Linked DNA regions of Mus musculus: all the other regions are linked to region 6. Evidence: chromatin loops called from intact Hi-C (ENCODE). Cell type or tissue: left cerebral cortex. All regions are shown on one strand.

The links. Hi-C counts contacts between places; a loop is a spot of excess contacts. Peaks named below come from ENCODE experiments on the same cell type or tissue, not always from the same donor. Only the 100,000 strongest peaks of a DNase experiment are listed, where the experiment ranks them.
Region 1: it touches region 6 in a loop (3-fold over the local background); 13 of 42 quality-filtered maps call a loop at or near these places.
Region 2: a loop joins it to region 6, with 2.2 times the contacts of the local background. A loop is called at or near these places in 6 of 42 quality-filtered maps.
Region 3: it touches region 6 in a loop (6-fold over the local background); 34 of 42 quality-filtered maps call a loop at or near these places.
Region 4: a loop joins it to region 6, with 5 times the contacts of the local background. A loop is called at or near these places in 23 of 42 quality-filtered maps.
Region 5: it touches region 6 in a loop (5-fold over the local background); 7 of 42 quality-filtered maps call a loop at or near these places.
Region 7: it touches region 6 in a loop (3-fold over the local background); 16 of 42 quality-filtered maps call a loop at or near these places.

Annotation. Positions count from the first base shown.
Region 1 is chr14:47,187,022-47,191,021 of GRCm38, reverse strand. Gch1 (GTP cyclohydrolase 1) reads left to right here and starts at 1,609. Exons shown (of 6, transcript NM_008102.4): 1 at 1,609-2,070. The coding sequence starts at 1,755. In left cerebral cortex, a CTCF peak has its summit at 2,024; DNase peaks (open chromatin) are centred at 1,556, 2,059 and 2,776; H3K4me3 peaks cover 1,621 bases; H3K27ac peaks cover 1,223 bases.
Region 2 is chr14:46,968,481-46,972,480 of GRCm38, reverse strand. The region is part of intron 2 of Samd4 (sterile alpha motif domain containing 4); the gene reads right to left. Among named protein-coding and RNA genes, the nearest start is that of Mir378c, 16 kb to the right of the region's middle. In left cerebral cortex, no CTCF peak of the experiment used is centred here; a DNase peak (open chromatin) is centred at 1,629.
Region 3 is chr14:47,085,378-47,089,377 of GRCm38, reverse strand. It overlaps Samd4 (sterile alpha motif domain containing 4), which reads right to left. Exons shown (of 13, transcript NM_001037221.2): 10 at 1,418-1,619; 11 at 208-334. Among named protein-coding and RNA genes, the nearest start is that of Gm10371, 29 kb to the left of the region's middle. In left cerebral cortex, CTCF peaks have their summits at 1,889 (motif pointing right) and 2,525 (motif pointing right); DNase peaks (open chromatin) are centred at 1,914 and 2,502; H3K4me3 peaks cover 612 bases.
Region 4 is chr14:47,001,947-47,005,946 of GRCm38, reverse strand. All of the region lies in intron 2 of Samd4 (sterile alpha motif domain containing 4), which reads right to left. It overlaps Gm52121 (a long non-coding RNA gene), which reads left to right. Exons shown (of 3, transcript XR_003951145.1): 1 at 1-348; 2 at 3,190-3,412. Among named protein-coding and RNA genes, the nearest start is that of Gm52121, 4.2 kb to the left of the region's middle. In left cerebral cortex, a CTCF peak has its summit at 1,568 (motif pointing right); a DNase peak (open chromatin) is centred at 1,587.
Region 5 is chr14:46,830,226-46,834,225 of GRCm38, reverse strand. It overlaps Cgrrf1 (cell growth regulator with ring finger domain 1), which reads right to left and starts at 2,092. Exons shown (of 6, transcript NM_026832.4): 1 at 1,847-2,092. The coding sequence starts at 1,950. In left cerebral cortex, CTCF peaks have their summits at 1,833 and 2,033; DNase peaks (open chromatin) are centred at 1,328, 1,526 and 2,107; H3K4me3 peaks cover 2,222 bases; H3K27ac peaks cover 1,466 bases.
Region 6 is chr14:46,879,549-46,883,548 of GRCm38, reverse strand. It overlaps Samd4 (sterile alpha motif domain containing 4), which reads right to left and starts at 584. Exons shown (of 13, transcript NM_001037221.2): 1 at 381-584. Gm34934 (a long non-coding RNA gene) reads left to right here and starts at 750. Exons shown (of 2, transcript XR_383407.3): 1 at 750-1,809; 2 at 2,378-4,000. In left cerebral cortex, CTCF peaks have their summits at 991 and 2,462 (motif pointing left); DNase peaks (open chromatin) are centred at 1,370, 1,677, 2,442, 2,787 and 2 more places; H3K4me3 peaks cover 1,553 bases; H3K27ac peaks cover 1,559 bases.
Region 7 is chr14:47,264,054-47,268,053 of GRCm38, reverse strand. Wdhd1 (WD repeat and HMG-box DNA binding protein 1) reads left to right here. Exons shown (of 25, transcript NM_001360532.1): 10 at 881-1,073; 11 at 2,196-2,380. Among named protein-coding and RNA genes, the nearest start is that of Gm24378, 4.9 kb to the left of the region's middle. In left cerebral cortex, a CTCF peak has its summit at 2,041; DNase peaks (open chromatin) are centred at 2,013 and 2,993.

The DNA.
Region 1 (4,000 bases), 310 kb before region 6:
AGTCAGGGGGATTGGATCTCTTGGAGCTGGTTGTGAGCTGCCTGAGGAAGGTGCTGGGAGCTGGGAAGAGAAGCAAGTGCTCTTAACTGCCGAGCCATTACTCTAGCACCCCTCTTGTCAGTGGTTGGTTTGCCAAGGACCAGTTCTTGGCAGAGTACACACTGTCCGGCTAGAGGGTGTAGCTAGCTGCCCTAGTCCTCTTGCTGATCACCAAATTCAGGGTAATGAAAGAAAACAAGCTTCCCCTAGTCATTGTGAAAGATAAGGTCAGAGCAGGTTAAAACAGCAGAGCAGCGATCTGGCAGCTCACAAATATTATTATCTCCCTAGGCATAGGGGACTCCGGTGAGTGCCATGCACCATAACTCATGCCTTGAGAGAGGCCAGAGGGTTTTCTAGAGTGGCAGGTGTGTGTGTTGTATACATTTTAAACGACTGAACAATTTTCAAGTCACAACTTCTCCAGTCTTTAAAGCAGGAGAGAGGCAGGGCTCATGCTTTTAATCCCACCGTTTGGAAGTGTGAGGCAGGCAGATCATTTGAATTAAAGGCCTTCCTGGTGGTCGACATAGAGAACTCCAGGCCAGACAGAGCTGCACTGTGAGACTTGGTCTCAAAAAGTAAAACAAAGCACAACAAAAGAATGACACCCAGCACTTGGGAGGCAGAGGCAGGTGGATTTCTGAGTTCGAGGCCAACCTGGTCTACAAAGTGAGCTCCAGGACAGCCAGGGCTATACAGAGAAACCCTGTCTCGAAAAAACAAAAAAAAAAAACAAAAAAAAAAAAAACAAAAAAAAGAATGACTCCAGTAGAAGTATAAACAAGGATGGGGGTGAGGGTGTGTGGGACAACGACTCGTGAGCCCTCACCCTAGACAAAGAGCCACAGGTGACCGAGGAATGCTTAGACTGAGGTAATCTTCCCTAGGACAGAGAACACCAATACCAGATTAGCCCCGAAAATGTATACACACAAGAGACATTAACCAGACTGAGCAAGTTGTATTTATATATTTAGAAACACACATACATACATACATAAGAACTGTTAAAAAAAGAGACTGAATGTAAAAGAGAACAAGGTGTGGGGGGGGGCGGGGTGAAGGTATTTGGGAAGGTTTGGAAGGAAGAAAGGGAAAACAGACAGGAAATTATTGTAATCTCGGAAAAAAAAAAGCTAAAAAGAAAAAAAATATTTAAAAAAGAGCACAAGGTTGCTTATCACCAGAATATTTGCTCCACCCTGCCTGCCCCAGCAAGGTCACCTGTTAGTTAGCTCATCTTTCTCAGGGCAACTAGACCACAGCATTTTTGCGAACACGCCCCCTTTTCCGGTGGAAAGTGAGGGAGAATCGGTGTTTCTATCTCGGAGGTTCCAGCTCCCCGGATTCTTGGCTTTTTGTAGACTCAGTTCTTCCTTTTATAAGTCGAGGGGGTCTAACCAGAAGCTTGTCTTGTGTAACTGCGGGGGTTTAGGGGCCACCCAGGAGGGCGGGGCTCAGGGGCGGGGAGAGATCCATGACGCAAGAGGCTCCGGCCAATGAAAATATCTCGCGGCGCCGGCCGAGTCGCCCTGCCATAAAAAGAGAGGCGCGGCGGGGCTCCCCAGCCGGCGACTGCCCTAGACTCCGAGAGTGTCCCTAGGTGCTGAGCCCCAGTCCGGGTGACGGCCACAGGTTACGGCCGCCGGCTAAGCTGAGCCGCAGCGCTTGTTAGCACCCTAGGGTGTCTCGGGAGCGGTCGCGCCGGGTCCATGGAGAAGCCGCGGGGAGTCAGGTGCACCAATGGGTTCTCCGAGCGGGAGCTGCCGCGGCCCGGGGCCAGCCCGCCTGCCGAGAAGTCCCGGCCGCCCGAGGCCAAGGGCGCACAGCCGGCCGACGCCTGGAAGGCAGGGCGGCACCGCAGCGAGGAGGAAAACCAGGTGAACCTCCCCAAACTGGCGGCCGCTTACTCGTCCATTCTGCTCTCGCTGGGCGAGGACCCCCAGCGGCAGGGGCTGCTCAAGACGCCCTGGAGGGCGGCCACCGCCATGCAGTACTTCACCAAGGGATACCAGGAGACCATCTCAGGTCCGTGCGTGCGCCGGGGTGTGCTGGGCGCCAGGAGGCGGCTTCAGGAAGCGTGGGCAGCTCCGGGAACTTTCCCGAGTTGCTTCACTTTTGGCGCAGGGAGCCAAGTTGTCAGGTCCCGGTCCCAGCTGTGGCCCCAGAGCCTCCACCTGGCGGAGGCGAGGGTCCCTCCTGGCTGGCACTCAGGGCTCTGGGGAGGGTGAATGCATAGCCACTACACTGAACTCCGGGGCGGGAAGGGATGTGAGACCCTCTTACCCCAGCGCTCAGAACGCGATTAGGCACGTGCAGCATCCACCGTTCCCCCCCCCCCCCGCAAGGATCCCGTGGACACTTGTTGATGGGACGCGTCTTGCTTTTGGGTGAAGCCAGGTTTCCGTTACACCCCGTGAGCCAAGTAAAGTTAGGTACTTGTAATGGGGTAGGGAACTTCAGAGAACTGGAATTTGCATCCAACTACTCTAGCTTAGGACTTTACACCAAAATTTGGCACAATTCTGGATTCGGACTTCCTAGCAGTTTGAGGTGTGGACTTTTCTTGAGCTAGCATTATTGCTGAAAGTCTTTAATGTTTGCTCCCTCAAAGAATAAAGGGACACTCCACCCCACCCCCGCGCTGATACTCTGATGGTTGAAGTTCACTGGACCTGGGATTCCGTGCTTTTGCCCTCCTAGCCACCCACCTCCACCCCCGCCGCCTAAAATCCACAGTCTGAGCCTGCTGGCATCAAGTCTTTCCCAGCCAGTGACGAGGCAGTTGCTGTGGGTACAGAGGCAGGGTGAAGAGGAAGTGGAAAGCAGGGCCTTGCTGCCTATTTGGTTAAGCAGTGTTGGCCTTTATAAAAAAGAAGCTCTGGTTCCTTTGGCTGAGTTCAAAGGCCTCATTTCCAGTTTACATCTGGGCATCTCTGTGACGTGTGTCTTTGCCTCCACCATTACACACGGAAAAAACAAAAAACCAAAAACAAACCACACTGCTTTGAAAGGTAGTAATCCTGTCTGTTCCTGAAGGCATTGAGAGCATGGGGACCCGTCCTAGAAAGAACAATTATTTCTGCCAAACCTTCCTCGACCTCAAAGGAAGGGTGGGAGATCAGAGCCTGAGAAGGGTGGGGCCCCAAAGGAAACGAAACTACTTCCTAATAATTCGAGGAAGTGGGCCCAGATCTAGTTCTGAGTCTGAGTTTCACCATTTTACACTTATTTGATGATGAAAGTTTGGATCTCAAAAGCAGAGTTTGAAAATGCAAAAACTGAAGAACAAATAGTCACTGAGATTTTTTTTCTGAGAGTTCAATATCTGGGAGTGTTAGTGTGTTTGACTGTCCAGGGTGTAACCAGGAGGAGTGTCTTGACAGAGCCTTGTTCACTCTGCCTCTTTTAGACGTAAAAGGTGGTCCTCACTGGCATCCTTCAGCTGAGCCCCTCCCTCCTGCCCATCTCATTACTCCCAGGGAGAGGAGCTTCTAGCCTGCTTTGAGAATGATTGTCACAGGCTTACTCAGGAGCTGAGATTCAGCTAAAGGAGTCTAAGGACTCCAAAGCAGCCCCCACTCCAATTTATTCATAGGAAGTCCATTGACCTAGAGACAGGATTTGTCTGTCAGCTGAGAAGACAGGGCTAGTGAGTGACAGCTTAATGGCTATGGAGTTTCCTTTTCTAGTGATAGAAATTAGACAGAGGTGCTAGTTACATAGCATCGTGATTACTGCTGAACTGTATGCTTTACAAACGGTTAAGATGAAGAATTTTATAGATATTCTACCACAATAAAAGTCATTGATTATTTGAACATTTTTTTGATTGCCATCAATTGAGTGTGTGTGTGTGTATGTGTATGTTTCCGAGACAGGGTTTCTCTGTGTATCCCTGGCTGTCCTGGAACTCACTTTGTAGACCAGGCTGGCCTCGAACTCAGAAATCTGCCTG
Region 2 (4,000 bases), 89 kb before region 6:
CAAAAAGAAAGAGGTGTCGATCTGTGAGTTTATATACCAGCGACATCTCAGAAATTAGAACTCAGCAGAGTTCATTGAGTGAGGGGGGTTTTAGAACAAAGGCCCTTCTAGAATCCTTCTCCAAGAGCCATGTTCTTCATAAAGGAATTGGGACACCTGAACCGTGACAGTACTGAAGGGCTTTGAGAGAAACCCGGCAGTGATATGGCCTTCGTACTTTGCATACTAAATTGACAGAGTTCACTGTTTCTCACACTAACCTCTGGGACTCTCGAGAGAACCAAGTGCAATATCCCAACCACTGTTTGTGGGGTATGGGCTAAGTCCCTGGGTGTTGATTCATGGTCCAGGCAAAGGAAGAGCTCTGGAGCAAGCAAGCACAAAGCACACAATTCCCTCAGATTTAACACGATGGCCCTGATAAGAATGCATGGAGACTTCCAGGAGGGAAGATGCTAGCCTCTAGGACCCGTGAGGTACACTGAGTCATGAGGCTTTGAGTGGCATCTTTGGCTGTGACTCATTTTGAACACAATCCATGCTGGTGGTCCCATCAGTCTTCAAGCAGCTGAGGAAGGCCAAGCATAGCAAAGTTACTTCATGATATGGAACAAATGCTACCATGTACCTGGGTGATAAAAAGGCCTGAGAAACCTTTGTCAAATACCAAGAGTCAGCCATGCTGAACAACAACCATGAAAAGTCTTCTTTTTGCATCACAGTCAGGTACAGGTTGTGGTCCTGGATATCAGGTACCATTGATCTTGACTGGTTTCTTGTTCCTGATGTCAAAGACTCACAAGTACCTCAGTAGACTAGCACCCCCAACTTAAAGGTATGCAAACTGAGCCTCAAAGAAGGCAAGCTACTTGGACAAAGTAACTCTGTTTTATGCACCAGTCTGTGCAGAGGTGCGCAGTCAGTCACCACCTAGGTGGCACTTAGCTTTACTTGTCATCTTGACATATCTAGAATTATCTGAAAAGATAATCTCAATAAAGGGCTCTCTATATCGGGTTAGCCTGTTGATATGTCTATTGGTGATTGTCTTAATTTAATTGATGTGGGAAGACACTGCCCAATGTGGGTGGTACCATTCCCTAGGCAATGGGGCCTAAACTGTTTAAGAGTAGAGAAGTGAGCTAGACACAAGCAAACGAGTGCGCACACAAACATTTAATCCTTCTACTCATGACTGTGGCTGTGAGCAGCTGCTCAAAGTTCCTGCATTGACTTCCCTCTGTGATGGAGCTGGAACTCAGAGATCTGCTTGCCTCTGCTGTTGGAGTGCTGGAAATAAAGGTGTGCATCACCATATCCAGCTCTCAGATGTGATTCTTGAGATGGTCACTTGCTTTGTACGGGTGACCTGTCTCACTAGAGCAGCTGCCCCTCAGGAAGGAGCCCAAAAGTCATTTTGTGTGGGCTACATCATTGCAGAAACTACACAGGTACCTAAGTCTTAGCAGGAAGTAAGCTCAACCCCAGCAGTGGTTTGTGACATTACTCAGCAGCAAACACCAGCTACAAAGCTATACAGAGCAGTAAGTAGTTCCAGCCATCTTGCTGCTCCTCATCAGAAACCACGCATCCGTCTGCCTCTTCTCCTGGCAATGAACCAACAAGTCAGGCACACAGCCAATCACATTGCTCCCTCTAGCTACCCAGGAAAGTGGAAGGGATTCAGTGGAAGAAGCCTGTGTTTAAAGGGATGAGCATTCAGCAGAGTGGTGAGCAAAACAAACAAACAACCTTTAAGGCATGAATGGCAGCAAGACAGAAGGAAAACTTTGGTGGGCCATCGACTGTAATTCCTCATTATACCACAGATAGGTGGTGGGTGGATTTGGTTGCTGCAGTGGCTGACATGCCTGGACTGTCTTAATGGTCAATGTTAAATGCAGTTTGTCACTGTAAGATTAGGGGGAAGCCGAAAGGGGATCATAGTGAAAGTGCCAGAAGTATCTAAAGATGGGATGCAGGGGTCACGTTCCTCCAGAAGGTGTCCTGAATACCAGTCAAGTTGCCATTGATTTCCACCATAAAGTCATTGCTAAGTTGTTCTAGGGGAAATGAAGGAAAGGCTGGTTACTCGCTGCCTTGCCCTTCGGGGGTGGCAGAATATGGGGAAGGCACACAGAAGCCCACTTCTACCTCTGTCTTAGACATCAGCCATGTCTGTACCTCACCGTCCCTGTGTCCGGGAGAGGTTCATACACAGTGTGTTAGGACTCACAGGGCTTCTGCTACCACCTCATAAGCCAAAGACCAAACTCAAGGGGCAAAGGCCTGAGAATGGTGAAGAGAAGCCTGGCCAGGAGCGCACACCACACACCACCTCTGTCCAAAGGCGTGGCCTGGGGAGAGACACTTTTGAAAGCTTCACGTCAATGTGTTCCTCCCCCTTATGAAACCAGAAGAAAATGCAACCAGGTAAAAACAGCTGAGGAGGGACGCCATCATCTACTGACAAGTGGAGGGCAGTGTATAGAAACGAAAGGTAGTGGAGAGCTGAGTTCAATGATGAGGAAACTTCAAAAGACCAGATTTGCTCTCTTCTTCTAGTCTCTCTCTGCACATGTGTCCTTTCTCTCTTTCTCCTCTCCCCGACCCCTCCCAATGGTGACTCCCCCTGGCCTCAATCCTCGGGACCAGTGAAATCACCTAAGAACAGCTTCCCAATAAACATGCTATAGACAGACAGACAGACAGACAGACAGACAGACAGACAGATAGACAGATAGAACTCTAAGCCAGGTTTGGTGGCACAGGCCTATCTTCCCAGCCCTGATGAGGTGGAGTTGGGATTAGGAACTAAGACTAGTCTTGAGTACACAGTAAATTCTAGGACAGCCTAGGATACAAGAGACCCTGCTTCCAAAAACAAATAAGCCAAGCCAAAACAAACGAAACCAAAGTTTATGGCCCGCTTTGCCTGTCTGAATCTTAGTCACTCTCCAATTCCACCACAAACTAACTGGACCCTATTGTAGTTATAGTCAGTATTGATCATTTAAAGTCAAACACTCTTGAAAGTACTTGACTACAGGCTGGGAGTGGCTCAGAGCAAACATAGGATCCTGGCTTTGATTGCCAATGCTAGTAAAGAAAAATAAATAAATAAACAAAGAAACGAAGGAAGATCGTGATGGAATAGAGGACTCAGTAGCATGGGGCTATGGAGGTGCTGAGCTAGGATTTACCCCAGGCACTCTGGCCCTGTGACTATCCAAGAGACTTAACAATGGCATCACCTGCAGGCTCTGACTGCTCATGTGCCAGCGGTTGGAGCTTCAATATGCACAGTGCCTCCTTCACTCATCTCTCTGGAAGTCGCTGTGGCAGGGACTTCTGGAATCTTTTTCTACTGATATTCAAGCATTTTCTCTTATGTTTTCTCAAAACTTGTGATATGACCATGTTTTTAATATTTTTAATATCTTAATATCCTAGTATCTCAAGATAAAAGTTAACATTGCATCGAGACTATTCAATTAAAAATATGATTAAAACTGTTTTTAGATTTATTTTTGTTTAGTAATATTTTGCTTGCATGTGTATATGTGTACCACATGCATGTCTGGTCTGAGGCCAGAATAGGGCAATCAGACCCCCTGGAACTGGAGTTACAGATGGTTGTGAGCCACCATGTGGCTGCTGGGAACCAAACCAGGGTTCTCTATAAGAGCAATAAGTGCTCTGATCTGCTGATCCATCTCTTCAGGGCCCCTGAAGAGATTTGTTTGTTTCTTTCCAGGTTTTTGTTTGTTTTTTACCAAACTCTGGTAGTGTTTGCCTTCAGTCTCAGTACTTGAAGGCAAAGACCAGCCTCTGTTAGCTGGGAGTTAACCTGGTCTCTACAGTGAGTTCTAAGCCAGCCAGGTATAGATAGTATGATCCTGTTTCAAAAATTAAAAACATAAGATATGAAAACTGAAAACAGCAAATGCTCCCAAAACATGGTTTTGATTTTGTTAGCTCCTAAAATCCCACAGTATGC
Region 3 (4,000 bases), 210 kb before region 6:
CATGGTTTAAAAAAGGAAAGGCTTTCGGCAGCTCTAAAGAATGTGTGGTGACAGTTGAGGCTCAGCACTTTCCGGCTGGGTCACCAGGGCGTCTATTCTGGCATCCCAGCCTCCATTCTGCGTCAAGGGAGAGAGAGAGAGAGAGAGAGAGAGAGAGAGAGAGAGAGAGAGAGAGAGAGAGAAGGGAGCGAGTTAGCCAGGCCCTACCTGGTTGCTGGAACATCAGCATGTTTTGTGGGGAAGTATGCACGGGCAGCGAGCGGGTCTTCTGGACGGAGCTGTGGGTGCGGCTGGGCATGCTGTTGCTGCCCCCAGGGTTGGCAAACCAGAGGTTCTAGGGAGGGACATACAAGAGGGGGGCATTAGTCCAGACCCTGTGGGGATGTGGGGAGGCAGAGCCCCAGCTGGAACTCGGGAGACAGGTATCCCAGGACAGTTTTGGAAAGGCCCATGCTACCCGCCATGGACTTACTGAGAGATGGCTGAGACTGTCCCATTTGAGGCTCATTCACAGGCCTCGCTTTAAGTTTGAGCCACCTTCCCCTCTCCCCATCTCCAAAAGTGTTTTTACTCCATATATTTCTTAAAGGGAGTATGTGTGTGTGTGTGTGGGGGGGTTGTCTTAGAAATACTTGTAGCAAACAGTATAATGAGTTTAAGGCTCTTATTTGAATTTCTTTTTGAGAGTCCCCAAATTTACTCCACACTGAGGAGAAAAGAAAGAGTCAGTACTGGCAACAGGCCTGTATATCATGCAGCTCGTGTGTCCTGTAGTGACCTTGCCTAGAACTGATATCAGGGCTTCTCAGACATGCCCTTCCCATTGGGAGGGACTGCCACCAGCCTCCTCCTGGTGAAGCCTTTCTGTTTTAAAGACAACCTCTCATCAGGCCTGCTTGTATGTTCCCAGGCCCAGGCCAACCTCTATTGCCTCAGGGGGCTGAGGGAATGAACATTTAGGGAAAGGCAAGGTTGGGCTCAGGGGGGCAGAGAGGTCACTGTCAATCTCACAGCAAGGGACAGCCTCCCAAACAATCCTGTGGACTCACCATTGCAGCCGGGACTGTGAGGAAAAAGTCAAAGGAAGCTTATTAAATGCCCACCCAGACCTGGAAGGTGATGGGGTATGTTGGGGGGGGGGCAAAGATCAAGCAGAAGTAGCCCTTGCATGCCTGTCTACAAGGGTCCCAGAGATAAATGTAGCACTAGCTTTCCCAAGCAGCAGACATGAGTTTTTCCGTCTCCAGGGAAACAACGCAAACAGTGATTACCTGACAAGCATAGGCTCAGCTATCTCCTGGTTTAGATTCCCCTGGGGTCTTATCTTTCCATGCAGGAGACTGTCTGGGTTGGAGACATCTTAAAGCCTCAGTCCCTGAGCTTGGTCAACCTCCCTGCTCCCCAGAGCAGAACAAACCTGTCTTCCTTGTTTCATGATGGTGGGGTTGGCAGCGGTGTGGCGCTGGTTGGAGCTGACAAATCCACTGGTGCCCAGGAGACCAAGGCGGGCGGAAGGGACATTCCGAGATGCGATCTGGTACTGTCGTGGGTTCCGTCTGCCCATGCCGCTGCCCACAGAGCTGGCTGTTGGGAGGGAGTTGGACTGCCCAAAGCCACGACTGTGAGAGCAAAGAGAAGAGATCCAGAGGTTCTGGCTCCAGCCCTACATAGCCCAGGCTGCCAGTGGGGTCTCTTGGGGACTGACAAGAGGTTTGGGGGTGCCAATAATAGGCTATGAATCAAACTGTACCTAGTATCTAAAAGCAACAGCACATGCTAAATGTTGGCGCATGCACACTACTCTTAACCCACAAGACAGCCCTATGAAGTAGGCTTCCTAATCTTCACTGCTAGAAAAACTCAGAAAGCTTGAGGATTTTGCTATCGACACACAACCAGCAGGGGGCAGCACTCAAATATGAACCCAAAAGGGGAGCTCAAAGAGTCCCCTGCCTTCTATTCTTGTCTAGTCCAACCTGTGGGTCTGTGCATGAGGCCATGGTGCCTTTCAAGAAGCCACAAAGCAAAATAGTAGGGTCAGTATCTGGATCTGATTCCGTTCTGGTGCGCCTTCCATGATGGCGTGGTTCATTGCTGATCAGGTTGTCTGTAAGCAGTCTTAGATGGAGGACCCGATTGAAATATAAGCTCTGTTAGAAAGGACTGTATGTGTCTTCTTCAGCCCCTTATGTCCCAGGCCCGAGGCACGGAGTCAGAATTTTGCAGAGTAAATGCTGTTTGATATTTCTCCAACTGGGAGGTCACTGCGGTGTGTGGATGACTCCATACACACCTAGGATAGTCCAGTCTCTTCGTTCCCCAGGTCTTTCCTGCAGGGCGGCCCTCACCAGGGCTGGCAAGGCTCCGCTTTTCGGGTCCACGCAGGAGGCTGCTCCCAGCGGGGTCGGATGAGCTCAGCGGAGAAGCCTCCACCAGCCCCGGGCTTCTGGAACCGGACACATTCTTTCCAAGGGAGTCAGGCAGCTTTAGTTATTCAGGAGGGTGAAGGAGGTCTGCGTGGCGGGCAACGGCCACTAGATGGAGCAGAGTCGCTTGGTTGCTAAACTGGGGAGTTTTCGCCAAGCTTACCAGAAGACCCTGCAGATGAGCTGATTTAGCTTAGCCAGTGGAGGTCCAGGGGGCCATTCACAGCAGGTACTTCCTGCGCCAGAGATGGTTGTGTGTGAGTGCGGGGCGGGGGGAGGGGAGGTGGCGTCTGAGGTGGCAATGCAAAAGTTCCCGAGTTCCTAAATGTCTTAGGGAGAGAAGGTTCCAGGCTTTTGAGGCCAAGAAGGGTGTTGTAGAACCCATTCAGAAGAAGAGGTTCTTCTCTTGGGTTCTTGGTCTCTCTGTTTATCTTATCTTCCCTTTCCTCATTGAAAACTGAAAATTAGCGTGAGGCCATTCCATGCAATCAGAGACCCCAGGGAGGTAACTTGTAAAAGTGGCAGCAAGTGTGGGGGGGGAATGGGGGGGGATTTCCGCTTTCAGCTGTTAAGAACAGGTCCTCTGGCTTCTGAAGTCAGAATTTGGGCCACCTGGCAGATAGATGATCAGTATCTGCTAAGACTCCCCCCACCCCTTACTTGGTGTGAATAGATTTTTCTCACTTCCCTCTTTGGCTGGATTTTTAGAAGGCTATTTCTATATGCAAAACAGTAGTGGATGAGTGTTGCCTTAAAATGATCTGTTCTTCCACGAAAGCAACACTGTAGCTTGTAAAAAAATTTTTTTTTGAGACAGGGTCTAACTATGTAACACAAGCTAGCCTCAAACTGCCTTCCCGCCTCAACCACCCAAGTGCTGGGACTACTCAAGAAAATCAGACCTGGATCAAGACTGTATTTTCTAGCCACATCAAGGCCAGAAGGCTCTGTTAGGGCAGTCGGTGAAGAAAAGGAGAACCCTGACATTCCCAAGAGTTAGGACTCAGCTGTTTGGGAGAAGGAGTAAAGCCCAGAGTATTCCGGGGTCTGGGAGGTGGTGGTGGTGGTGGTGGTGGTGGTGGTGGTGGTTACAGTATAGCGGAGGCAGAATTTTGAGAGGCCTTCTTCTTCCTGATGGTGGAGTCTAGCTGTGGTGTCCTCAAAAGGTTATTTTTACAAAGCCAGGTTTTTCTAGAGTTGCTGCCGCTGACAGTGGGATTGAACTCTGAGGTCAGTTAGGACCACTCAGCTTAAGGAAATAATTATGTTTCCCAAGAAAGAACAAATGCCAAATTAAAGTCCCACTCTTGGCCCCTCCTCCATCCTGCCTCCTACCCCCGAGCTTGTCTGCCTCACCTTCTCTGCTTTTCTGAGTCTAACTGATGTCCTTTCCTTGAAACGCATGAAAAGACTTTGATAAAAATAACATTAATAAGAAGCAATTAATTTGGGATTTGTGAGATAATTTAAAGCAGGGGCTTGCCTGCGGTTACTTTTTTATGGGAGAAATGGTTTCTCAAAATAAATTAACAGTGTGAAAATATCCCAGAGGTGATGCGAAGAGCAGAATGTGT
Region 4 (4,000 bases), 120 kb before region 6:
ACCTTGGAACCTTGGTGTTTTCCCTTCCTAGAGGGCTTTCCCCTGAGCCACTGTGTTGCTCCTGTCAGCTCATTGTTGTGCAGATATCATTTTTCTAAGGAAACCTCTCTCATACGAAGTTGCTCACCTCACCCTTTCACCCTGCCCTCGCTCATCCCTGATACTGTTTCACTTTCTCACAGAGCTTAGCCCCGCGTGGCCTGCTGGATGTCTGACAGAAGACAAAACAGTTCAATTTCCAGGTCTTTCCTGAACTGCCTTCATAACATTCTCTTTAGGGTGGACAATTCTGCTGCAGAACAAAGGCATCCTTGGGTACTCTCCCTGGTTGCCACAACACCAATTAAGGTAATCTTCACCAAAAAAAAAAAAAAGATTTGAGAGGGAGAGATAGTAGAGTTAAATGTATTTTAATGCAACTCTTTTGCAAACATCTGTTGAAGAGTGAAAGAAAAGCAATCCCAATGGCATTGTGTCAAGACGGTTTATGTTCGCATGGTGACAGTTTTAATAAAATGTCCTAGGAACAGGGATCCTAAAACTTATGGAAATTGGAGATAGAAACACCATTCCCTTGCTCTTGACAACCACATGACACAATCTTACAGATGCCACTCACGTAGCTGCTAGGGTTGGAAGCCTTTCTGGAGAAAGCACGCTGGGTAAAGGCATGAGTTTCTGCTCTTGCCAATCTTCACCCCTACCCCCACCTGAGCCCAACCCCCTCCACCATGACGGGATGCTCAGAGTCTTTAAAATAACGAATCAGCAATCCTTGGGCTGACTTGATGAAAGACAACAAAAGCTCTTGCTTTGTGATACTGCACGAGCACTGGACACTGTCCCATGGGAAGGCCAAAAATGAGAATTCCGACAGAATGCTCTCTTCAGTGTTCACTGCAGTGTAAGGAGGCCTTAGACAATGCCAAGGCCTAAGTGCTTGGTACTTCCCAGAGAAGAGAGCTGCGGGGAGTATCTTGGAGAACTTAGCAGTTCACAAGAAAGCTTTGATAGCTCCTGCTTGATCACTGGGGCCAACATGGACAGCAGCTAATTCACACACTAGGAACCAACCCTGGCAAGTGTGAGGAGAATTACAGCCAACAGCTCCACCCTGCACCAGAGAGATGTTCTCTAAAATGAGCCCAGATTGTACCTCCACGGGGTCTCACACTTCCTAAACTAAATGGAGTTTCTTAACAGGCAAACGTTTTCATCTGAAGATCTATGAATCTAATGTATTAGTGTGAATGTGTGAGTTTATGCTGTGGGGTGTAGCTGTGTAAATACTGTCATCAAGAAAGAGCACACTGATATTCCCAAAGCATGCATAGCGAAGGTGCTGACGGTGAGGTTTATATGTTATGCATTTCGGCATAAAATCTGAAGCATTACACATCTAAGTCACCTATGGAGAAGAAATGAATGATTTTTTTATTGAGGTAAGCTATTTGAATCTCTGTTGCAGATTAACTATGCATTGCCTTATGAAAGAAAGTCTGGATTAACCAAGAACAGAGTTGGGTGAGCCTGGAAGGCATCTATTTGTGCTGTACCAGCACAGCCCTGTAGAGGGAGTTAGAGGTGCACCTCCCTTCCTGGTCCACTCCCAAGCTATTACCCTGGGAATTTATGCAGAGGCAAGCAGTAAAAGCAGGTTTGCATCACCTGCTACGAGTGCTGCAGGCTCACTCAGGTTAGTAGGTTTGGTGATGAGGCCAGGTTTCACCTTTTTTTTTTTTAATTTTATTTTTTAACGAGAAGGGGAACTACCTCTAAACGCTGAAGTCTTGAGGTCAGAGAGCAGCAAGGACAGCAGGGAAGGTGACGGTAAAGAATGGAATGACTGTGGCCGTGTCCCCCACCCCCTTTGGGGCCCAGAACTAAGCAGGGCTATAGATCAATGGCTAGAGCAGAGCTAGTTGGACTGACCAGGTAGGGACCTTTTGCTTTAGTTAACTTGGTGAGAAACTGCAGAACACAACTGAGGCCATGCATAGGCAGAGTGTGACTCATGCTTCCTGAAGTCAAGGATGCTGTCTAGAATTCTATAAGAAAGGACAAGACCTAAGGGGGAAGGAAAGCCACAGGGAACTAGGAAGGACAGAGGGTGAAGAAAAGGCCCAGGGCAGCAGGGTCCAGACATGAGTGAGCTTTCAATAGCCCAGGTCCAGCAGACCCACATGCTGTGTATGCTCTGAGCTGCCCCAGCTCACTGCTGAGAGGGGAGACCTGGGTGGGGGGGCTTCTTCCAGGACAGAAGTCTATTGGTGGTCATGGGGGAAGGCAGGTGCACTTCTATGTCCAGGGGCTTTAGAAATTCGCCGACTGGCCCTCATCTTTACCTCCAGGTCTTGGGGACAAAGTCCTGTGAGGAGAAAGACAATGCAAAGCTCTATCCTCACTGGTCCTGAGCTGAGGAGGACAGCAGCAGTGTCACTTTGTTTTAATGGCTCTTACACAGCCACCTTTAGACAAGGATGTACCTGTTAGTCTATCTATCTACTACTTATCTTTAGTCTCCGTCAAGGTATTCGGCCTGGCACTAGGACCTGCCCTTTTCAATAAAATTGGTAGAGAGGCTGGTGAAGGTGCTTGAAACCATCGAAATGTCTTTAATGGGAATGATTTGGGGGGGGGGAGCAGACTAGGAGTAGAGAGGCACTCGGAGAAGGACTCCATCTTTGCAACCAAAGGCATTGCTGTAAAAAGCAGTGACTTTCTGATGTAGAAGATCCCCAGCCAGCATCCAACACACTCCTTGGCAAGAAGCAGAACCCACTGGAATCTGGGTTTATTGTCAGTGTTCTAGTGGAGATGGCCACCAGCCGCTAAAATCCTATAAAAGAGACCTCTGTTTTTGACATTAGATACTCTCTGTTGGAAATGTGCCTCATATATATCCAGATTCTCCCCGTCCTCTCTTCTGCTCCTTCCGTCATCTGTGGCATCAGCTGAAGAGTCTGCCTTCCACCCCCAATCTCATTTTTTCAGTTTAGCCCTCATGCCTTTGAGCCCCATCACTGACATGGCAACATCATTCTCTCTAGTCATAGCCCTGCCTCACGAGCAGTCCGCTACTCCCTTCCCTAAGCTGACCATACAGTCTTGGTTAACGGCATGGGTTGAGAGATACGCATAACATGTTCTGTGACAGCTGACTGACAAGAGTCTATTCTTTCTCCTCAGATACCCCTCCCCCTCAGACAGTAAAGCTCAGGGTCAACAGAAGAAACCAAGCTGGAGCTTCAATGACAAATGGGGACCAGAAGAAGACAGAACCAGCCTTTCCCTGCAAACGTGCTCCCAGCAGCTCGATACCAGCTCCCCCTAAGTCAGAGAGACACGCAACAGATCGCTGTACCACGGACCATGGATCAGTACTGCCCCCGTTCCTCATACAGAAACACAGGTGAGGTTGAGTCACCAGGGGGACGGCATTCAGGACCCTAGTTTTAAGTGCCCAAGCTGTGCTCTAGGGACACCCTCTGGAGGCATCCATTTCCAAGAGCTACTTGGTGGGAGGTGGGGTGGGACAGAGGAAGATGGTTCACAAAGCACAGCACAGTATCATCTGGGCTCGAATCCCCACTGAGCTGTATGCGCTTGGGAGAAGGACTGGCCCAAAAGGTCTAAGAGCTGCTTCAGGGCAGGAGGCCCTGTGTCTGGGAACTCATGAGCCTGTGTTTGACCAGCTTTCCAGATGACTGAGATGTGGGCTTAATTATGTTTGAGAACCACTGACAGGAGGGACCAAGAGAATTGAGAATCTTAGTCTCCATGTTCTCACATTATAATCCCCAGGGGAAGCTAGTATGAAGCCAGGCGAGAAAGGGTGAATTAGGAAGAATTGCTTCAAGAGTGGCGTGGACCTTTCTCTCTCTCTCTCTCTCTCTCTCTCTCTCTCTCTCTCTCTCTCTCTCTCTCTCTCTCTCTCGTGGAGTTTAAAACAATAAACAAGCCATCGAAATGTCACAATATTTCTAAGGCAGGGCCGGCC
Region 5 (4,000 bases), 49 kb after region 6:
ATGGTGACCAAGTTATCATCATTTCTAGCAGGTGAATCCGGCCTTGGTTTAGTTTGCAAATAACAATATAAAAAGCTTATCTACGTAGGTGAAGCTAAGCCGGGTGGGAAGAATGGTTGGTTAGGTTCACCATGACTTGTTAGGTTCAAATAAGGACAGAGGTGACTGGTGCTTACTGACGAGGTCTTGCAGCCTCATCAGTGCTCAGCCCAGACTTCAAGAAATAACACAATAGAAACTTGCAACACTTGTAAACCTCCTACTGACACAGGTAGTAAACAATCATTATAGATTCAAATCAAGCCTTAAACGTGGCGTGAACCTGTGTTTGTCTGACTCCAAAGTCTGTCTCCCTGTCTCTCCTTGTCTCTGTCTCTCTCTGTCTTCCCCCCCCCCCACACACACACACCCGTCTTCCTTTTACCCTTAGATGCCACATTACGTGCAATATGAATTTTATCCACTTCCCCCAGTGGCCTATTTAACAAGGCATATAGTGCAATTATCAACTAGATAATTTCCTTAGAGAGGAAAGTTAGGTTGAAGAGAGTAATACCAGTGTTGTAGTTCTTTAAAAACTGTGTATTAAGACTACTTTTTTTTTAAAGTGGTAAACACTAATTCTAATTACAAACTTCCTTGACGTAAATGACAGCAATTAAAACCTGAAAGGTTAATAGTAAATAACACGGAGTGATCCACGTATGGTGGCACACCCCTATATTCCCAGCACTTGGGATGCTGAAACAGGACTGCAATCATACTATGCTACAGGGAAACCACCTGTCTTAAAGAGAAAACAACTTAAGACTGGACTTCATCTTATCTTGTCCACAACATGGGAGTTTTACGCTGTAACTCGGGGTCAAGTGGAAATATTAACATGTTCTTTTTTTCCAAAAGGAGATCCTATTATCAGAAACGGACCGGGACCTGTTAAAGTCTTTAAAGTAACGATGAATATGTAATCAAGTGGTATTTTTGAGCTTGATTTACAAAGCCCGCTTCAGTCTCAAACCTGTTTGCTTTGTTCTTCTTGCAAATGCATTCCCGTTCTCACATAGTTTTCAGAGAACTCGTTCCCCAACTGTAACAGCTCATGTCCTTTTCTGTACGGTCCACTTCCAGCCATGGTTCTTGCTCATTTAGAGCCACTGTTCAATACATTTGGGTTCACCATCTTTTCAAGGGGCTATGAAAGCTGCAGTCTAGAGAGCAACCGCTGTAGGCTAGTCCCGTGGTTTCAACCAGCTGTGTTTTATAAGCCTAAACATGATAAAACTGCATCTCCTCAAGAGGGATACCGGAGACTCAACACTGAAAGAATTGTTCCTGGGTTATGTAACTCTCCTAGAAGCAAAATGCCTCCACCCCACAGAATAACTTATTCCTAAAATCTCGCTCCTTTCTAAAAACGTCTTATTAACTAAAGATCACTTCCAAAAAAATAGACTGCATCAAGAAGCCATTCAATTAGCAATCGGTAGATACAGAATTCGGGTAAAAGTTCCTCTGAAAGATCTGGGACCAAGCAAGGGTCAGTTCGGGTCATAAACAGCCAAGCTCCTTTGGGTCAGGTCTGCGCGCCTGCGGGGCCGGTGACCGGTCCCCGCTAGGCACAAAGTAGGCCGGGGCCCGGGACAAAGCCTTCGGGACACGCACTCTGACCCCCGCACCAGGACCAAGTTCTCCCCTGCGGTCCCATCCCACGGGGGCAGCAGCCTGGCCTGGGCCGAGTGTGTTCGGTGGCGGTGACCGCTCTCCCGGAGTCACCCGAACCCTCTGCGCGGACCCCACACCGGGCCGGCGGTCCCCGCGCCCTCCACTCCCAGCCCTGGACACTCACCATCCTAATACCAGGCCGGTGGTGACGATGAAGCAGGTGAAGACCACCGCTATGTAGAAGAGCGGCGAGTATTCATAGAGCGTTACCAGGAACACTGCGGCCATCGGGGTCTCCTGGGCTCAGCCCAGCCCAGCCCGGCTGGCCCGGACCCGAGCCGGTATGGCGCCCCGGAGCGGACAAACTTTGTAGGTCCTCACTCGCCCAGGCTTCTGGGCAGCTGACAGCCGCGGCCACTGGAGACGGAATGCCAATCACAAGGTTGATAGCAGGTATGCCACGCCCCTCCCTCGTCTGGTCCCGACTACTGGCTACGTAACAGGGAGGGACCAGCTCCGCCCTGCCCTGCGCCCAGGATTGGTGGCCTGAGAGAATTCCGCCAGCCGGGCTCTGTTCTCAAATTCCTAACTGACATCTGGGGCCAAAATTTAAGTTAATGCAGATCCTCAGATACACGAGGTATCCTGGAAACCCTGCAAACCCTAGACAAATTTGGGAATGGGACAAGGGCCGGCATCGGCGCGACGGAATGGTCTACGAAAGGAATGGTCTCGATTTGCGGATTGTCGCGGAAAACCCGAAAAGAGGTCACTACCGCGAGCGATTTTTTGTAACCTTATCAACCTTTGCAAAGTAAGTTTATTCAAAGGAAAATCGGCATACGTACTCCCTCGGCCCTCTTTTTTCTTCTCCAATTAGAATTAGCCAGATCTTTGAAGGTTTTAGTAACTAATTTTTGTTTGTTTATTAGGAGATCTTAGTACAGGAAGTAGCTTAATGTCTGCTTCCTTTCCTCACTCTTGTCATCAGTGCCTCAAAGAAGCCTCCCGGAAGTTTCTCCTAAAACCACTTTTATATTTCTTTTACTTAAGCCCTAATGTGATCCCTAGTTACAGCATAAACAGGAGAAACACCTCCCATCACAAATCCGATCCTGTTACTGAGGAAGAAGGGGAGAGTGGACATTAGGACGCTTAAGGAAAGGTTTCATGCCATGCTCTCAAGTCACCAGGAAATGTGTGCTTCAAAAAGAAGAGTTAGCTTCGTCCAGTGACCTTGACCAAATAGCCTTGTGTTTTCTGGAGTACTGCTATTTAAGCTTGTTTCTATGTAAATTTTCTCATTAGTAGATATTGAATTGTAAAAGTATGTTTATTTAAGCTATGCTTGGTTGTTGGAATGTTTTTTACTACCACATCAAGCACTGCAGTGAGTATCCATAAAGCTAATTTACTTACTTAGGCTAAATCATGGAGGTAGGACTTTATGTATATTTAATTTTTTTTAGAGACTAGAGTCTAGAAATACTGTGTTAGATGCAATCACACCATTGCAGGTAGCCAATCTGAAGGCAATTTTATTACAGTAAAACGAAAAGGGATGTTTATCGTGAAACAAAAACATAAGTTGCAGGTAAAGTAACATTAAATACATAGGAATGACTTTGTCCCCACTCAACCCCCACTGAACCTACAGTAAAGAGATGTAAGATGTAAGCCAACAAGATGGCTAAAGGCACTTGCTACCAGGCCTGACAACCTAACTGGAACCTTCTGGAACCACGTGGTAAAAGGAGAATACAGTTGTCTTCAGACCTCTGCAAGCATGGGCCATAGTAAATATAATGTAATGAAAGAAAAGTAAACATTTCCCAAAGTGTAAAGAAGAGAGGAAGCAAGAAAAGAAAAAAAATAAATAAAGTAATGCTTTGGAAGATACAAATCAGAAAAGAACAATTCACCAATCCAGACACGAGAGCCAGCTCCAAATCAGAAATAAAGGAACGGGAAGCCAGCCTAGCTTATCCTGAGGAACTCTCTAAACAAACAGGAGCGGAGATTTAGCTCAAGTCTTTACCATTTCCTGCTTGGATTTACTACAGCCACTGAAATATGTGTCTAACACAGGACCTGTCCTGTGTACTCTGCACACACAGTGTCCCTTACTGCAGGACCTCTCCTGTGTACTCTGCACACAGTGTCCCTCTCTGCAGGATCTCTCCTGTGTATTCTGCACACACGGTGACCCTCTCTGCAGGACCTGTCCTGTGTACTCTGCACACAGTGTCCCTCACTGCAGGATCTCTCCTGTGTACTCTGCACACAGTGTCCCTCTCTGCAGGACCTCTCCTGTGTACTCTGCACACAGTGTCCCTCA
Region 6 (4,000 bases):
GCCTGCGGGCCGGAGTGTCCTCGCCCTCCGGTCCCAGGCCCAAGGCGATGCGGTTGGGGGCGCACGCCTTACGCAGGGACCGCGGGAGCCCGTATCACGGCTTTCCCAGGCGGCAGGGCGGACCCCGAGGGAAATGCAGATTCCTCCCTTCCGCACACGCCCCCCAAGGACCTCAAAGAAGAAAAGTTAGGTTTAGGGGCTCTATCGTCCCATCTCAGCTCCCGTGGCGAGGCGAGCAGAGACTAAGCGCCGGACCCTCTGGGGGCCGCTCGCTTCCAGCATCTGACACCCAGAACTTCTGGGTAGAAGAGCGAAGCCCCCGGGAAAGGGTCGGAGGAACCACTGGGTGCCTCGCCCGGGACAGCAGAAGGGACGCTCACCTCCACGCAGCTCATCCCTGCGGCTCGGGGCCCTGCGCGCGGGTCCGGGGCCGTAGCAGCAATCAGTGGGGTTGGGGGCGCTCGGAGCGCGGGCTGCGGGCCATGCCGTCGGGGCTGGCGGCGCGCGGAGAGGGCAGCGCTGCGGGTTCGGGGCGCTATCGCTGCCGCCACTGCTGCCTCCAGTGTCGGCTCGCGAAGGACTGAGCCGCCCGGAGCTCCCCACATGCTACTGATTAACATACACCATTACATCATGGGCTTGGCAGGGAGCGCCCGAGCGGGGGGAGAGGAACCCGGGCGGCGGCGGCGGCACGCGGGGGAGTCGGGGGAGGGGGGGAGGATCCCCGGGCCCGGCGGGCGGCGGGTTGGGGGGAGGGACGGATTCCTAAGCCCGGGCCATAGAGGAGGAGGGAGCCAAGTGGGAGGAGCGGAAGAGCGCAGATTGGAAGATCTGCGTAGAGAAACACAGAAGTTTGGGGAAGGGGAGGGGTCCGGGTGAATTCCTCTCGGCTGCCACCCGCGTGTTCTACAACGGCCAGGGCACCGGAGCCTCCGGAGCTGGGACAGGAGTGAATCCCAACGGAGCTGGACTGGAGCGAGAACGGTGCTGCCACCCGCCGCTCGCCCTTGGGAATGTGGCTCCCCAGGTCCAGTGACCCTTTGGCCTGGGACCTGTGGGTGGCTGACTGGTCCCGTGGGTGACTGACTGGTGTAGACCGTAAACACCCGGAGTCACTGTCTCTGGGGGCTTGGACGGATTCCTGGGGTCTGGGACGCATGAAGTAGCAGAGGGCGGCGAAGGGCACAACGCGCAGGGCTAGATGTGTCTGGCCGCGGTGCTCCACGAGGCCCTTGTCTAGGAGAAGCAAGCAGAGCCTGGTCGATCACCCTCAGCCCAAGTCCGGCGCTGGATGCCCTTTATTTTTGCAGTCCTCCATACCCGCCTCAGGCCTCGCTTTCCCGAGAGGAGGAGGCGGACTTCGGGAGCCTGATCTCAAGCTATGCTTGGCGCGCGGCTGTGGCTTGTGGCCTGGAGCTGTGGCCCCAGGCGCCCTGGGCGACGGGGAGGCGTGGCGAGACCACCTGTCAGCACCACGGAGTTTGGGGGACGCGGCTTTCACCTGTGCCTGCAGAGGGCGGGGCCAGAGGCTGGGCCGGGATTTGTCGCTGGAAGCTCTAGGTCGCCTACTATAAAATGCTTGCATGGGTCAATTACCCAAAAGAAGGGTTGACTAAAAATACCCTAAAGCCTAGACATTTCTGCATCTTCTAATGCGAACGGTCACAAAGGGACTGGCCAAAATCCAGCCTGTTTCAGAAGAAACACCGAGCCTTCGAATTTGTTTTCCAGAGACTTGGGAGCATTTATAAACGAGAGCTGGAAAAGCAAACGTGGGTCTGCCCTGCTCTAGCTAGCACAGTTTTAAAGGTAAAGTGTCCAAGGCCTTATTCCTCCACCTTTCAGCTCCCACACTAGCATCTGGATTTCCAATCCTTTCTTCTACCCTGCTCCTCGGATTTCATGTCTGTCTCGTGTAGGTCCTGTCAGTGTGACAACACCTCCCATCTCTTAGGGTAGTGAAAGGGCTTGTGGGGAGGCACAATGTTTTGCCAATGTTTCCATCACAACCGAGTGTGTGAAGTTTTTAAAGTTCATTATTAACCACCTAGGGGAGGTATCCGCATAACTTGATGAATAGTTTGCTCTATTTAGGAAACACTAGTCCCGGAGTCAGTGTTTGACTTTTGATTTTTTTTTAAATTATTATTATCAAAGAAGCAGGACAGCTTTATAGAGTCCCCGCCCCCCCCCAACCCCCAGCTATTCCTTGGTAGTACTTCTGCCAGGAAATGGGGAAGACACTGAGAGATGGGACCACGCGGTGCTAACTCAGCCAAGGTTTTTAGACGTACCCCAATGGACTGTTGTTGTTATTGATAAAGAAAACCAAAGATACACCAATAACGTAATTATTGTCTTCTGCTACTTAAAACAGGGCTAGTAAGGCAGAGGGCCCAGGCAGACGGGAGTAAAGTTGCAAGCAAGGCGACGAAAGAAGATAGTGCCACCTACGGGAGAAGCGTGGTTCTGACGGCAGCCTTTGACCTAGGGACCAGTGTCATACTTAGTTCATCTTTGAAGTCTTGCTGTTCAGCATGATTTTGCATTTTTTGCTTCTCTTGGTGTTTGCTTAGCAAATAATATCCCTGGAAAACAACTAAAATGTTCAGGTGTTTGAACGATGATTGATTCCAAAAGGGTCAGCTCCATACTTACAAGGGCAGAAGAGGATTTCTGACTATTGTTTTATTATAGTAGGTATCCCCGAAGAGCCTACGTTTATGTCATTTCGATGACGCTTCTAGAAGAAGTAAGATAAATTACCAGACAGCCCAGTAAGTAAAGCACCTTTTGCAAGCTTGAGAGACAGTGTGACTCCACAGTGCCCACGTCTACTTCCAGAAGCCTCCCGGAAGCCCGCCTAGCCAAGACAGTGTGCTGCAAAGTTAGAGAAAGACTGTCTTTAAAAATAGGGTGAGAAAAACATAAGACACACAACGTGGGGGTGGGGGGGTGGGGGAGTACCCACATCAGATAAATTTATAGAAGCATTAGAGCTGTCTATTTCATGAATTGGAAAACATTTGCAAATCTCTGCATAAATTATATGGTCACTTTTCACCCAACCATTCAATGAGTATGTATGGGACACTTATTCTGTGCTGGGTCCTCAAGAAGGAATGCTAAAGACAGATGGCAATCTTCATCCAACATGGAAGCTTATATGACAGAGGAGTATTTACCATATAAAGAATTATATGAACGAAATCTACATTCCTCAACGTTTGTAATTATTTAATATATTAAGAAAATATAAATATTCAATATTCATTGTATATGGCATATAAAAATGTGTGATATTACCGTAAGGTGTGATTTCTTCCCTAACAAGGTAGGGCTTCTGAGGATGGTTGTCTTGTTTCTCTCTTTTCTACAATAAGCTTAGAAATGAAAACACAACATGCTGCATGCGCTCACGACTGCCGTCCCCAAGTTAGATGTCCTTAAGACTTGCAGTGATGATGTTCATGTAGAGCGCTGTCCCACAGCCTGAAGGCCCTGCACTGGATTCCTAGCACCACAGAGGAGAAGGGAGCACTGCACTGTAAACCTTAGGTCTGCCCCTCCCAGCAACAGATGCTGAGCCCCTTGGGCTTCTTCCTACCGTCTCTTCCTACGGTCAGGACCCAGGCTCCCCCCCTCAGCTCTTAGCTTCCTTGACAGTCCAGACAACATTTACATTTCAGATTCTTCAGGTTGGCATATAAAGACTAGGTTTTGAGCATTTTCTGCCTCTTTGGGCTCCTTTTCAATAGATCTACTAATTCATTCAACAAGAAGCACTTATCAAATATAGAGCATTATGCTGGTCACAGAGGGATTGGAAGGTAGGAGAAGCAGTGATCTTTTGACTCTCTAACTGAAAGCCCGAAGTGTATTTGTGATATACATGTACAGATGCATACACACACACACTAAACACACACTCACGCATATGCAGTATCAAGTGGGTCATGTTGAGGCAAGATTCAGAGTTGAGAAAGCCCAAAAGAGGCAG
Region 7 (4,000 bases), 380 kb before region 6:
TGTGTCTTTAGTGTCCCTTCATGGTCACTACATGTTATCGTGGAAATTGGGGTTCCCTTTTGTGGGTTCTAAGTCTTAATAAAAGAATTTAAAATGGACTTAGACGGAGGCTTGAGAACGATTTTAATAGAGTGTAAGGGGAAAACAATAGAAGGCAAGCTGAAATTCCCACTAGTTGCTGAAAGGAAAAAAAGAGTTGTGTCTTTAAATTAGGCACGGAGGTCAGCAAGCAGCTGTAAAACGTGTGTGGGGGGTACCAGGAGAAGGGGTGCTTCCTGAGAAACTGAGAAAGTCCAGAGTGTCAGGGAAAGGTCACCTAGTCTTTTAGCCAGAATCTGAAAAGGAGGTGAACAGTTACATTTATTTATTTTTTATTAAAAAAGCAGACAGATTTAGCAGGGCCGCATAGTGATAGCACCTTAAGTAGCTGCCTGTGTGCGGTGTTCATTTATATTATATGTCTATCCCCCTAATCCTGACCAGAGCACAAAGCATTTAACATAAATGTACTTGTTAATCATTCTTACATCATAGGTTTGTGCTTACTTGTCAGAGGTTATACATGTCTTTAGGGATCTGGATGGGTTGTGGCTGACTGTAATCCCAGCACTTGGTGGGTAGGCAGAAGGATCAGAAATTTCAGGTCAGCCTCAGCAACAGAGTAAGTTTGAGGCCAATAAGGGATATTTGAGACAGTGTTTCAAAAAACCAAAACCGTAAAATGTTTGTCTTTGGGGATCAAGGCTGTACATTTATGTGCAAAGTACAAGGTTTATCTCCAACACTACATGAACAGCAACAGAAAAAGAGCAGCCTTTTGCCTAATTGTTTTTTTCTAAGTGATTTCCTAATATAATACATTGTAATTGAATTTTTCAAGGTATCTAGTAGAGTGGAAAAGGACTACAATGATCTTTTTGATGGAGATGATACAAGTAGTGCTGGCGATTTTCTAAACGACAATGCGGTTGAGATCCCTTCTTTTTCAAAGGGCATTATAAATGAGGATGACGATAATGATGACATCATGCTGGCTGCAGATCATGACTTGGGAGACGATGAAAACTCAGTTGGTATGACCTTGACTTTGTGCATGTGACAGTCCCCTTGCTGATTAGTTTTCCAAATGTTATTAAAAACTCATAGATGGCTTAATTAGCGTCTAGAGGTACATTCTAAACCCTATGTTAAAAATATTTCAAATCACCAATCTAACAAACTCTTTAACAAACTATAAAAGAAGCTTATACTCCAAGAAAAAGGAAGTAATAGAGGTTAGCTCAATTAAATCGGAAATGGAAAAGTTAGAGAGAGGGCTAGGATAGAGGTGCTTATGTCCAGCCTCATAACCTGTATTTGGGTCCCAGATCCCACCAGGTAGCAAGAGAGAACTCACTTTATAGGTTATTCTCTGACCCCCTCACATGTGCCATACGATGTGTACATCTGCACTCCAAGATGCACGAAACTAAATTTAAGACAAAAAACCCCAAAAAAACATGGCTTGTCAGGTAAGTGTCTGACATTAATCTGACAACTGGAGTTCAGTGTCAGGGACCCACAGGTACACAACAGACACTTTTACCATCAGGCCATCTCCACAGCCCACATCTTTATGGAAATTGTGATTTGTGCATGCATGTGTGTGTGTGTGTGTGTGTGTGTGTGTATACATGTACAGTGGCATCACACACCCAGCACACATGTACACAAGTGCAGCAGCGTCACACACTAGGCACACATGTACGCAGCATACATGGAGTTAGTTTTCTCTGTCCAGCTCTACACGGATTCTGAGGACCAAACTCAGGTTATCAGATTGGCAAAGCCTTAATTGCTGCGTCTCCTCACTGGTCCACCCAGAACTTTAAAAAACAAAAAACAAAAAACAATCTTTATAAAAGTCAGGATTGGTAAAACGAGTGTTTTACTGTAAGTGGGTGGTAACTGACAGTGCAGTGACTACGTAAAGCCCGGTGTCCTTGCCTACATTAGTGTAAGGCACCATCTGCTCCGCCTGTCAGGACTTGTGCATCATCACTGCGTTCTTTGAGCGTGGAGGCCCTGGTGGAAGAGGCTAGTAGTGTGCCAGCTATCGCTAAGACCAGGGAGGAGCATCACTGTAGAACTCCATAATGCTGTTCTTTTTCTAGGCTGTTAGTTTTATGATTGTCTTACAATCCTTTGTGTTGTAGATGTTACAATGCTAAAAGCTGATCTTTCTCACAAAGAGGAAGGGGACGATGATCAGGCACGAAGTATTCACAACCTCCCCCTTATAAGACCCCAAAGGCCATTTTATGATGGGCCCATGCCAACCCCACGACAAAAGCCCTTCCAGTCAAGTTCAACGCCCTTGCATCTCTCTCACAGATTCATGGTGAGCCTTCATCTACACCCACCTTTTAAAAAATACTTCAGCATTCTTTCTTCCCTACAGTTTATTGGATAGATTAAAAAATAATTTTAAAAACCGTGCTTAAGTGGCTTAGAGCATTTAGTTGATCATAATTTTATGGTAGGTTTATTTCATGGTTAGCTAAAATTTTTAATCTTCTTTCAGTATTATTGAAAATTTTGTTATTTCTATTTTGCAAGATGAAATAATATAAAAATATGACTATATATCTTGTATGTAATACTTGTTGGCATATTCCCAACCTTATTTCTCAGAATCTCACTAAGTAGCCTAGAACTCACTATGCAGACCAGAGACCTCAGATTTGTGACACCTTTCTGCCCCTGCCTCCTGAGTGACGGTATTATAGATAATGTACCCTCATACTTGGCTCTTTTTTTAATATAAAATACTATTTGGATTTTAAAACATAAGAAGATGTGATAAGTACTATAAAAAAGAAGAGCTCTTTAAACTCCCTCCAGGAGGGTAAGGCCCATTAGAACAGAGAGTGTTCCTTTTTAAAGAACTAGTCTCTTAGGGGCTTAGCAGTTTTGGGCACTAGCTACATTCAATTCGCAACACCCACATGGCAGCTCACAACTGTTATTCCAGTCCCAGAGAATCAGATGTCCTCTTCTGGTGCCTCCACAGTGGTACATGCAGATAAAACACCCACATACTTTAAACTAAAAAACTTTTAAAGCAAAAACGAAAACCTAATATCTTAGCGTTTTAAACAAGGCACAACACTATAGGTGTTAAATATATATATATAATTTTGTTTATTGTTATATGTAAGTACACTGTATCTGTCTTCAGACACACCAGAAGAGAGCATCAGATCTCTTTTTACTGATGGTTGTGAGCCACCATGTGGTTGCTGGAATTTGAACTCAGGACCTTCAGAAGAGCAGTCGGTGCTCTTACCCACTGAGCCATCTCTCCAGCCCTAAGTGTGTTTCTTGAGTTGATGAATGAACATAGTAGCTTTTTGCTTCCAGTTTGAGAGCTTGCAAAATTTGGTATGTTATTTGCAAGTTATTTTATGTTTTTCATTCTGCAAATTTTGTTAGATGTTTTTATTGAAGACATATTTCTGGCATAAAATATGAAGAGTGGTTTTTCATAATAAAACTTTATTGTTAAGAATCCTCATCAAGTAATATAATAGATCTAAGTATCACTATTATATTTATAGCTATGTTTAACGTTGGGCCCTTCTGGTGTTGGTGGGCACCAGCTGTGCACGTAGTGCGTATACTACATATATGCAGGCAAAATGACACACACAGATTGAAAAGAAAGAAAGGAGGCAGGCAGACAGATAGACAGGCAGATACACAGACAAGGATCCCGTGAGCCTATAGTGTACATCAGTGAAAATTAAATTTGCCAAATGTTAATAATGTTGTTTTACAATTTATATATTTATCGTCTGACAAACCAGTTATCTGAACAGAAAAATTTACTGTTGTCATTTACATCTCTATTTGTGTAGAATCTTAGAGTTTGAGGTATTTGGAAGAATTTAAGGTTTTAGTTATTGAAAGGCCAATTATAAGTGCTTTATTAGTTATATTACTAATGTAATTTTTAAAA